Linked DNA regions of Homo sapiens: region 1 is linked to region 2. Evidence: read pairs that join two places in POLR2A ChIA-PET (ENCODE). Cell type or tissue: Caco-2. All regions are shown on one strand. Links, peaks and the distances in the headings refer to the core of each region. The heading gives the core; the rest is flanking DNA. Region 1 overlaps LOC105370187 (a long non-coding RNA gene). Region 2 overlaps TSC22D1 (TSC22 domain family member 1).

The links. ChIA-PET counts read pairs that join two places held together with the same protein. Peaks named below come from ENCODE experiments on the same cell type or tissue, not always from the same donor. Only the 100,000 strongest peaks of a DNase experiment are listed, where the experiment ranks them.
Region 1: POLR2A ChIA-PET joins it to region 2 with 6 read pairs; 1 of 35 experiments calls an interaction of 5 or more read pairs at or near these places.

What each region holds. Positions count from the first base shown.
Region 1 is chr13:44,877,093-44,882,468 of GRCh38, forward strand. All of the region lies in intron 3 of LOC105370187 (a long non-coding RNA gene), which reads right to left. Among named protein-coding and RNA genes, the nearest start is that of TRE-TTC2-1, 38 kb to the right of the region's middle. In Caco-2, for the core only: a CTCF peak has its summit at 2,581 (motif pointing left); a DNase peak (open chromatin) is centred at 2,529.
Region 2 is chr13:44,520,994-44,526,369 of GRCh38, forward strand. All of the region lies in intron 1 of TSC22D1 (TSC22 domain family member 1), which reads right to left. Among named protein-coding and RNA genes, the nearest start is that of TSC22D1-AS1, 52 kb to the right of the region's middle. In Caco-2, for the core only: no CTCF peak of the experiment used is centred there; DNase peaks (open chromatin) are centred at 2,293 and 2,628.

The sequences.
Region 1 (5,376 bases), core at 186-5,185, 360 kb after region 2:
CATGCAAGACTCGTCTCCAACAGCGACACCGTGTGGCAGCTACGCCAGCTGCAGGCGTGGGCCGCTCAGGCTCGTATCTGGCTCAGCCGGAAGAGGCAGGACTGAGTCCCTTTGGCTCAATAAGGCCCTGGGATCATAAGCCCTGTGCCCCAAGCTTGGGCAGCCGCTCGTGCCAGTTACATTCATTTTCATCTCTCTCACAATTGCTCTGTGTGTAAGCTCTATGTGTAGCTGTATTGATTTATGGGTTGCTTGTGTCTCTGAATTTCTGGCCTCTTGGTAAAAGTCAGGACTACCCTTAATAGGCCCTGTTTTGGGGCCGGGTGCGGTGGCTCACGCCTATAATCCCAGCACTTTGGGAGGCTGAAGCGGGCGGATCATGAGGTCAGGAGATCGAGACCATCCTGGCTAACACGGTAGAACCCCGCCTCTACAAAAAATTAGCCGGGCGTGGTGACGGGAGTAGTCCCAGAGAATGGCGTGAACCCAGGAGGCGGAGCTTGCAGTGAGCCGAGATCGCATCACTGCCCTCCAGCCTGGGCAACAGAGTGAGACTTCGTCTCAAAAAAATAAATAAATCATAAATAAAAAATAAATTAAATAAACCCTGTTTTTTGAGAGGATCTTATAGAAGTCCCTCAGAGTAGCAACAGTATACACACTGCTGGAAAAGTACCGTTCCTTCCTGATATGGTTTGGCTGTGTCCCCACCCAAATTTCATCTTGAATTCCCATGTGTTGCGGGAGGGACCCGGTGGGAGGTAACTGAATCATGGGGGAGGGTCTTTCCCATGCTGTTCTCGTGATCGTGAATAAGTCTTACAAGATCTGATGGTTTTGAAAAACGGGAGTCTCCCTGCACAAGCTCTCTCTTTGCCTGCCACCATCCACGTAAGGTGTGTCTTGCTCCTTCTTGCCTTCCACCATGATTGTGAGGTTTCCCCAGCCACGTGGAACTGTGGATTCTCCATTAAACCTCTTTCCTTTGTAAACTGCCCAGTCTCCGGCATGTCTTTATCAGCAGCATGAAAACGGACTAATACACCCCACTGACTGGGTAAAAAAAGGACTCAGTGTTTCCAGGGCTCAACTGGCTGCTGGAATGCTATCAGACCCCTCCTCTTCGGTCCATAAGCACCCACCCCACTCGAGGTGGTAAGAAACTGTAACCCCTAACTCTGCTCTTTGCGCAGGGATCTCCCCTTTCTTTCCCCTGGGTCTCAGGAGGTCAGCAGTGCCAATGCAGCTTTCTCCTGTCTTCCTCAAATGCTGTGAGTGTGAACTTCCTGCACAGAGAACAGCTGCAGTGGGGTCCACCCTGGGACAGTGCTGCTCAATCAGGTATCAGTCAAGTGAGCATAAAGACTAATGTCACATACCTCTCTTCCCTACAGCAGAAGAAAGTGCCTGAAAAAGAGACCGAGTGGGCTGGACTAACCTTTAGTATTTAAGTACCGTTTTCTCACATGTCTTAGTCACGTAGGGAAGCCACTAAAAGGTGAATTGTAAGTGGGGAGAAGAAAATGGATCTGTGGAAATTAAACGGAAACTTATTTGAAATATGATGGAGGTGACACTCTGCAATTTGCCTCCCAGCCCAGGTCACAGACTTTCCATCCATCTCAGTGTGTCTCACTCTTCACTCAAAGCACCTGTTGATGCCAGGTGTGCTGGCTATCTCAGAAGACCATGAATGAATATAGGATTCTTCAGACGTCCCTATTTTGTTAGGGAGTATAATCCCAGGGAGCAGGGCCAAGGGAGAAAGGGAAGGAAGCAGAGAAGGAAAGAGAACCAACTCAGGAGGGCCAGTTACTGAGCTGCCTGCCACCAGGTGCCAATGATGGCTACATCTGTGGGCACTCATTCAAAATATATTTAACACTCATTAAACCCCAGGTGCTTCTCACAGAGAAATCATGTGAATGGCATCTAAAGTCTGTCCATGGGAATGCAGGGAAGGGAAGAATTGACCATCATCTCTTGCCTTCACTGGGCAAAGATTCACCCCAGAGGGCATTAACTCCCCAACACTTCCAGCTTGCACATGTATGGGCACCAGGCAGGTCTCTGCCCTGAGCCGGGAGGTGACCAGTGTGCACATAGGCAAGGCACTGTTGTACCTGTGTGATGTCAACTGGAGCCCATGTGCCACAGCAGCTGAGACAAGAGGCAGGTGAGGGCAAGAGGATCTGAAGCACCATCCTGGGAAGCATTAGAAGAACAGGACTATAGCAACTGTTTGCAACTCTGCACTGGGACATCTAGACCTGTGTCTTGGTGGCAGCCAGTATAATGTGAAAAAGCCAGACTCTCCCAGAGACCCAAGTGACACCAAGCACGTACTAAGTCTGAGCAGTAAATGGGACTTCACAGGCCTTTGTGGTCTTCTGAAAATGTTCTACGCTCTGGTTCATAATCCACATCCTCCACCACTTTGGAACCCAGCAGAATCATAATCCAACCCTCTCTCCTCCAGGAAGGCAGTTAGAAAAGAGGTGTCACAAGTCTGCAGTCAGCCCATGTTCAAGTACCAGGTCTGCCACCTACTGGCTTCGTGACCTTCTGCAAGATTCCTAAACTTGCTTGAGCCTCAGTGTCTTCCTCTGTAAAATGGGAAGTTGTGCTATCAAATGACATCATTGAATGTAATGTTTAGCCAGCCCATTGTCCAGCTCCAGCTCCCCATAAATCCTCCACAAATAGAAGTTGTTGTGATTATTATGCCGCCAAACTCTGTGTACCTCCGGGAGCATCAGGTTTCTCAGGGGAAAATTAGGATGGTGTGATACACCGAAAGGATTCTAAACCTTTAAATATATCATCAACTTCTCCCCCCTTGTGGGCAAATAGGAAACTTGGCAACAGGAAAATGGGCTGAAACAGAAATAAAATTGGGTAGTAAAATTAGCATCACATTTTTCCATCTTTGTTCAGGCCCCATCAGGAGTGGGTCAGTTCTGGAAGAAGGGAAATGAATTCATCCTAAAAGAGAATCTGGTATTCTTTGCCCCACTGTCAGACTCAGTGTTTCATCCTCAAGGTGATGCTTGTGAATGACTTCATACTTTTATGAAAATAGTCCCGAGTGCTTAACTTTTCATAAGCAGACATACCCTATTCCTTGACACAAAGAGGATCCATGCTACTTTGCTTTTTGAGTACTTAACAATCAAGGCCGGACACAGTGGCTCACGCCCACAGCAATCCCAGCACTTTGGGAGGCTGATGCAGGTGGATCACTTGAGCCCAGGAGTTCAAGACCAGCCTGGCCAACATAGTGAAACCCTGTCTCTACTAAAAATACAAAAATTAGCCAGGCATGGTGGCTTGCACCTGTAATCTCAGCTACTCAGGAGGCTAAGGCAGGAAAATCTCTTGAACCTGGGAGGCAGAGGTTGCAGTGAGCCGAGATCGTGCCACTGCACTTGAGCCTGAGTGACAGAGTGAGACTCTGTCTAAAAAAAAAAAAAAGAGGAAGAAAAAGAAAGAAAGAAAGAGAGAGAAAAAAGAATCGTAGCTTTTTTTTCTTGCTTTCAGTTAGTTAAGGACCTTATTGCCCCCCCCCCCACCCCCGCCAGGTGTCTACACAGCTCTGAATTTGTGCCAGGCCTCACACTGGGCTTGGGGATAGGGAGCTGAGCCTCTAGGGGAAAATTGCTTAGAAGGGAACACACGTCCCGAGATAGGTGCACATAAAGAGGCAGGCATTTGTTTAACAGACACTCACTGAGCACTTCCTAAGCCCAAGAGCTGTGCTGAAAGTCAAAGACTGAGTGTCAACCGGGCACAGTGGCTCATGCCTCTAATCCCAGCCCTTTGGGAGGCTGAGATGGGAGGATCGCTTGAGCTCAGGAGTTCAAGACCAGCCTGGGCAATATGGTGAAACCCCATCTGATTTTAAAAATAAAATTAAGACAACACAAAGCCTTAGTGCCTGCCCTCTGCAAACTTAGTGTCTAGAGGAAGATACTGACAAATAGATGATTACAATACAACGGGGCTGAGAATGGGAACGGGAGAGCACAGCAACATGCCCTTTCTAGAGATGTAGCTCCAAGAGTCCACACCAAGCTTCAATGCAGCTAAGCCAGCCTACACTCAGTTCCCGGCACACCTCAGTCTTCCAGTCTCTGGTTATTGGTTCAGACCACTCCTTCCACTTAAATGGAATGTTTATATTTTATGTTTATCAAATAAGCATCCATTTTTTAAAGGATTAATGAGCATTCATCTACAAGATCCTTTTCTACCCAAGTCAAAGCCACCAATTCGTATTACCAAAATTTCCCAGGGCCCAGGGCCATGAGGTTTAGAGAGAGGGAGAATTTCCTCTCACCCCATAAAAGGCCTGCTTAGCAAGCTCCTCTTTCCAGTCTCAGAACTTCCCAGAGATGACAATGTGCAAGTCCATACCCTTCGGTGGAAGTGTTCCACCCCATGCCCAGGAGCTGTATCAGGGGAGGCTATACCCATGCAGTGTGGGGGGCGAGGGAATGGGGATGTAGCTCTATCTCCCAAATTACCCAAAGAATGGACAGCTCCTTGCCTTTTCATTTTCAAATGTTTTATTGATACATAACATTCATATAGAAAATTGCACAAATCATAAGGTATAGCTAGATGAATTCTCTCGAAGGAATACCTCCCTCCATAAAACTACCCGGGTCAGCAACTATGTTTACACTTTTGATATGTCTTAAACTCTAGGTTATTCCATCTTAAAGAGTTGAGATTTGCTGAGCCCAGACCAAGTCTGTGTGGTCCCTTCTCCAGCACGAGGCCAAGGTGATGCCAGCCTGCTCTTCCTATGCGCTTGGGGTCTCTGCTCCTCCTTCCAGCAAACAGCGAAGTTGGACCTAATATACACAGCTCCACAAGAACCACAGCAGTGTTTGCAGACAAGCCACAGTGTGAGTCCACAGGCAGAAAGAAGCCGTTTCCCAAAGGAAACATTGGCTGCAAAGATATACCTCTGCCTACCATGAAGACAGTCTTTGAATCCTTAAACAGGGCAGCAATGACTGCTTCCAGCCATAGCCTCTCAATTAAACAGCCCATTCAGGTAGACTTCTCTTAAAAAGGGACAGTTTCCATTAAAAGCATATTCAAGACTTTACCCCTTGCATGACTAGAAACCCTTGAGGGTGCTGAAATGATCTTTTCCCCATCTTTTATCTAATCCCAGAAATGTTTCAAAGAACTACAATTAAATTTCACTTTCCCCCAGAGGCCTCTGAAAGGAGGACGCTTCTCCCTAGCACACGACATAGGACAGGGAGCTTTGCCAGGAGATGGAGGCAGCAGAAGAGACATTTCACTGCGATCCTGGGACCACCTGCCATACCCACAAATACTCTCTTTCCTTCACGATCA
Region 2 (5,376 bases), core at 248-5,247:
CAGATGAGGAAACTGAGACATGCAGTTTAAATGACTTGCCCAAGGTGAGTGGCAGTGCTGGATATTCAAATCCAAACACTGACCCTAGAGAGCAAAAGCTCAGTGCGCTAAAAGACCTCTTATTGGGCTTAAGACTGCCCCTAGAGCACCCATATTGTCAATACAGATGGATGGTTTCTTAAGACAATTGAGAACCTAAGTCTGGGACTTCTAGGACGCTAACCCCCCACTATCAAATAATAAAAGATACAAACTTACTTTTAGCTAAGAAACCTAGGCAATTCCATTGTGATGATGTCAAACACAGTGAAAGCTTTCAGTCATGCTATGGGATTTAATTGTGTATCCTCATTACTGTATCATTTGTGGGGTACACCCCTTCCCCCTTTTTTTTAAATTAAATACAGCTCATTCTTACTGTGGCTTGTAGCATTCCCCTCTTCTGGCCTCCTGGACTCCTCCCCTTCATCTCTCTTACCCTTGCCCCCTCCACCCGGTCTTGATAGTGGTATATTAAAAAAAGAAAGAATGAAAGCACATAAAATGAGTCAGTTTGGGGTCAGTGGTATAAAGGGGGTATATGTTGTGAACAAATGTTTTAATAACAGTTGGCTGTAATCACTCCTCGCCATGTCTGGCACTGAAAATAAGGGAAAAAAAACCTACTGAATAAAAGTGACAAAGAATGGAAAAAAAAAAAAAAAGAAACCTAGGCAATAAGACTTCATAAATTGACAGCTATAAAGTTCACACACTTGAGGAAGAATCCGAAAGATTTTTCTTTCTTAACCTTTCATTACTTGTTTTCCAAAACTACAACTTTCTAACAGCACTAAAATGGCACTATAATTTACCTACATACATATGGATCTTCCTCACTAAATTTGGGCATCTCAAAGGCTGCCTATGTCTTCTTCCTTAAAATATTTGTTTGGCGCCTACTGTGTAGCAGCTGCTAAAAAAAACAATAGCAAACAAGACAGACGTGATCCCTGGTCTCAGGAAGTCAGACAATAAATAGACCAACAATATATGCTTTTAAATTGGGCAAAATAGTAGTAAAGAATTGATGTAATGTTAGAGAGTAAAAGTCAAGGAAGAGAACTAAATGTTTAGATATAATGACTAGAAAAGGCATCCCTGAAGAGGAAACATTTAAGCTGAGACTTAAAAGGGGCATTCCAGTCATTAGGAATCCCCTAAGGTAGTAGACAGTAACACATTCAGAGACTAAATGAGCCAAAGGTGGCTGGAGAGGAAGAATGAGGGTAAAGTTGGAAGAAAAGGTAGGGCCTGATCATTTAGGGTCTCACAGGCCATGATAAAGAATTTGGATTTTGTTGTTTGTATAAAGGAAAGCAATTAGATATTAAACAGAAAAGGCATTTTATTTATGCCTTTAAAATCACAAATCATATTCTGTGAATAAAACAGGGATCAACAGATAAGGCAAGACCAGTAAGGACTACTGCAATAATTAGGCAAGAGAGGATGGTGGCTTGAAGAGATTGAAAATGGAGATGGTGAGAAGTGGACAGGTTTGACAAAGATTTAAGAGGTAAATCTGATCTTTGGCAAAAGTACAAAGACAATTCAGTGGAGAAGGAAGAGTCTTCATGGTGCTGGACAACCACATGCAAAAGGAAAAATAATCTATCCAACACTGACCTTTTATCTTTCACAAAAGTTAACTCAGAAAGTATCACAGACCTATACATACAATTCAAAACTGTAAAACTTGTAGATAATGAGGAAGAAAATCTTGTTTGGCAATATATTTGTAAACACAGCACGAAAATCATGACCCATAAAGAAAAAATTGATAAGGTAGACTTCATTAAAATTGAAAATTTTTCTTCTCTGTAAAACACTGTTTAAAAAAAATGAAAAGACAAGCCACAGACTAGGAGAAAATATTTGTCAAACACATCTTATAAAGGACTGGTATCTAAAATATACCAAGAACTCTTAACACACAATAAAGAAAAAATCTTAAAAAAGAGCAAAAAATCTGAGCAGATGTATCACCAAAGATAATAGAGAAAAAAAAAAAACATGAAATGGAGCTCAACACCCTATATCACTAGAGAAATGCTAATTAAAACAATGGATACTACCACACCCCTATTAGACAGGCTACAATCACTGACAACACCAAATGCTGCTAAGAATGCAGAGCAAATGAATTCATATTCATTGCTGGTGGAAATGCAAAAACAGTACAGTCGAGTTGAGACAGTCTGCAGTCTCTTACAGAGCTAAGCACAGGCTTACTACATGACTCAGCAATTGCACACACAGGTATTTTCCCAAATGAGTTGAAAACAAGTCCACATAAAAACCTGCACAGGAATGTTTGCGGCAGCTTTATTCAGAACTGCCAAAAACATCAAGCAACCAAGCTGTCCTTCATTAGATGATGGATAAACAAACTGTGGTAGATATATACAATAATAAGAAATGAGCTCCCAAGTCACAAAAAGACATGAAAAAAACTTTCATATTGCTAAGTGAAAGCCAGTCTGAAAAAGCTACACACTGCATGACTCCAACACTATGACATTCCAGGAAAGGCAAAACTAGACAGATAGTAAGATCTGTGGCTGCCAGAGCCTGAGGTGGGGAGGTAGGAGTATGTGGCACGCAGAGAAGAAGGATTTTGCAACAGGGAGGACCCTGATGACAGAGCATTCACAGTGGTATCAGAAGCGACAACCAGAATGGAATAGATTGAAAAGTAAACTAAATTTGAGAGATTGTAACAATATAAGTAGACAACTCTTGATAATGAAAGTGAACAGAGATTGCAGAAGTTAGGGGGTGTGGAAAGACCCAAGGTGGCTTCCTTAAGATGATGTATGAAAGCATAATTAGATACTCATGAGAATGAGCTAATAGAGAAAAACATTTGCTAATAGAAGGAAAGATAAAATACAAAAGGCAACAAATCTTTAGCAAAATATAAGAGATAGACCCATCCTCTAGAGAACAATGAGAAAAAGCCTTTGAAAAAAGAAGTATGGGGATAGAAGCATCTTAATATTTCCAGTGCATGAAATACTATACATAATAAAAGATGCATGAAACTTAGTAGATCCTCAATAGAGATTAAATGAATCAAATTAAATAACTGTAATGGTTTAAAAAGCTCCTAGTAGAACAGCCTACTTCTAAGTCGTGGGACTCAAACTAAATTGAAGGCAAATTCAGACACTGAAAAATTCATACTACTTCCAGTTTTGAGTTCAACTAGTGAAGCTGTCACTCCTGTCCACACAACAGAAAAAAAAAAAAACTGAACTGGAAATCAGTAGCTTCTCTTAGATCCATCAGAGAACCGAGATCACAGGACAATCTGCTGCCTCCTCCAAAACTAAAGAAACAAGCAAATACAGAAAATCACAGCTTACCAGAAGCAGCAACTATTGCTGAAGCCAACAACTGGAAGAAAAACTTAAATAGATTAATTAAGACAGTCTAAATATGGACTAGTTTGACAGATGGAAACTCCTGGCAAACCAGCCTTAAGGGGCTCCCCACACTTCCATGATTTTTTTTGTTTGTTTGTTTGAGATGGAGTTTCACTCTTGTCACCCAGGCTAGAGTGCAATGGCGCGATCTTGGCTCACTGCAACCTCCGCTTCCCGGATTCAAGCAATTCTCCTGCCTCAGCCTCCTGAGTATTAACAGCACCCGCCATGCCCAGCTAATTTTTGTATTATTTTAGAAGAGATGAGGTTTCACCATGTTGGCTAGGCTGGTCTCAAACCCCTGACTTCAAGTAATCCATCTGCCTAGGCCTCCCAAGTGCTGGGATTACAGGCGTGAGCCACCGTGCCCAGCTACTTCCATGATTTTTAACTCCAAAAGCCCCATCAGGTTGTCAGGGTAAAGAAAAGAGAAAAAAATCCCTGTGCTTCTGGAAGGAGAAAGGAAAAAAGGAAAAAGTAACCATATTCAAATATTCCCAGAACATTCTGTTATCCTTAACAAAGGACTGACCTTAAGGAAAATTATTTTACCAGAGGCTAACCAACAGCGGGTATATCAAAGCCTGACCAAGTGGAATAAGGAAAATATCCAACTAGGGTTCTCTCTCTAGCTTTCTTGTTCCACCTAAGGGGGGTAAAAAAGCTGAGAAGCATTTGTAAAGGTGAAAGCCCAGGGGCACTGTCCCACAAAAAACCTGAGCCTAATCACAGGACTACATACAGACTATTCTCCCCGCTCCACAACACTCATCTTACTACAATCAACAGAGCTCCTGTAAAACAGGAAATCACAACTGAAAGAATGGTAAGGCTCAGGCTCTATTTAAAAAGGAGTCTCATGCCTGTAATCACAGCACTTTGGGAAACCGAGGCAGGAGGATCACTTGAGCCCAGGAATTCAAGACCAGCCTAGCAACACAGTGAGCCCCCACCTCTACAAAAATCAAAAGATAAATTAGCCAAGCATGGAGGCGCATGCCTGTAGTACCATCTTCTCAAGAGCCTGAGGCAGGAGGATCCCTTGAACCCAGGAGTTGAAGGCTGCAGTAAGCCATGATCGTGCCACTGCACTCTAGCCTGGGTAACACAGCAAGACCCTGTCTCTAAAAAAGTAAAAATAAAAGGGAGTCTCTAGGGAAACCCAAATACCACAGAGTAGACAAGATCAAGGACACTATAGGAAATTCTAGCCTCTGACATCAACAGCAAATAAACACAGATTAACCCCTAGCCAGATAAACATGAAACTTCATACTCAAGTCCTACTGATCTTAGTTCCTTTTACCCAATACATCATATCTAGCTTTTAACAAAAAAAAAAAAAAAAAAAAAATAGCCAGGCTCAGTGGTTCACACCTGTAATCCCAGCATTTTGGGAGGCTAAGGTGAGCGGACTGCCTTGATCTCAGGAGTTTGAACCTAGTCTGGACAACATGGCAAAAACCCATCTCTACAAAAATAGAAAAATTAGCCAGGTGTTGGTGGCTTGCGCCTGCAGTCCCAGCTCCTCACGAGGCTGAGGCTGGAGAATCTCTTGAGACCGGGAAGTGGAGGTTGCAGTTAGCCAAGACTGTGCCACTGTACTCCAGCCTGGATAACAGAGTGAGACCCTGTCTCAAAAACAAACAAACAAACAAACAAAAAACACCATTAGACATGCTAAAAGGTTAGGAAAAATAAAACAGTCTGAGGATCCAAAGCAAGTGTCAGAATCAGATTCAGATATGGCAGATATTTTGCAATTATTAGGCCAACAATTGCAAATAACTACTAACATGCTAAGGGCTCTAGTGGAAAAAGTAGAGAACATGTTAAGAATTGATGGGTAATATAAGCAAAGAGATGAAAATTCTGAGAATCAAAAGGAAATGCCAGAAATAAAAAA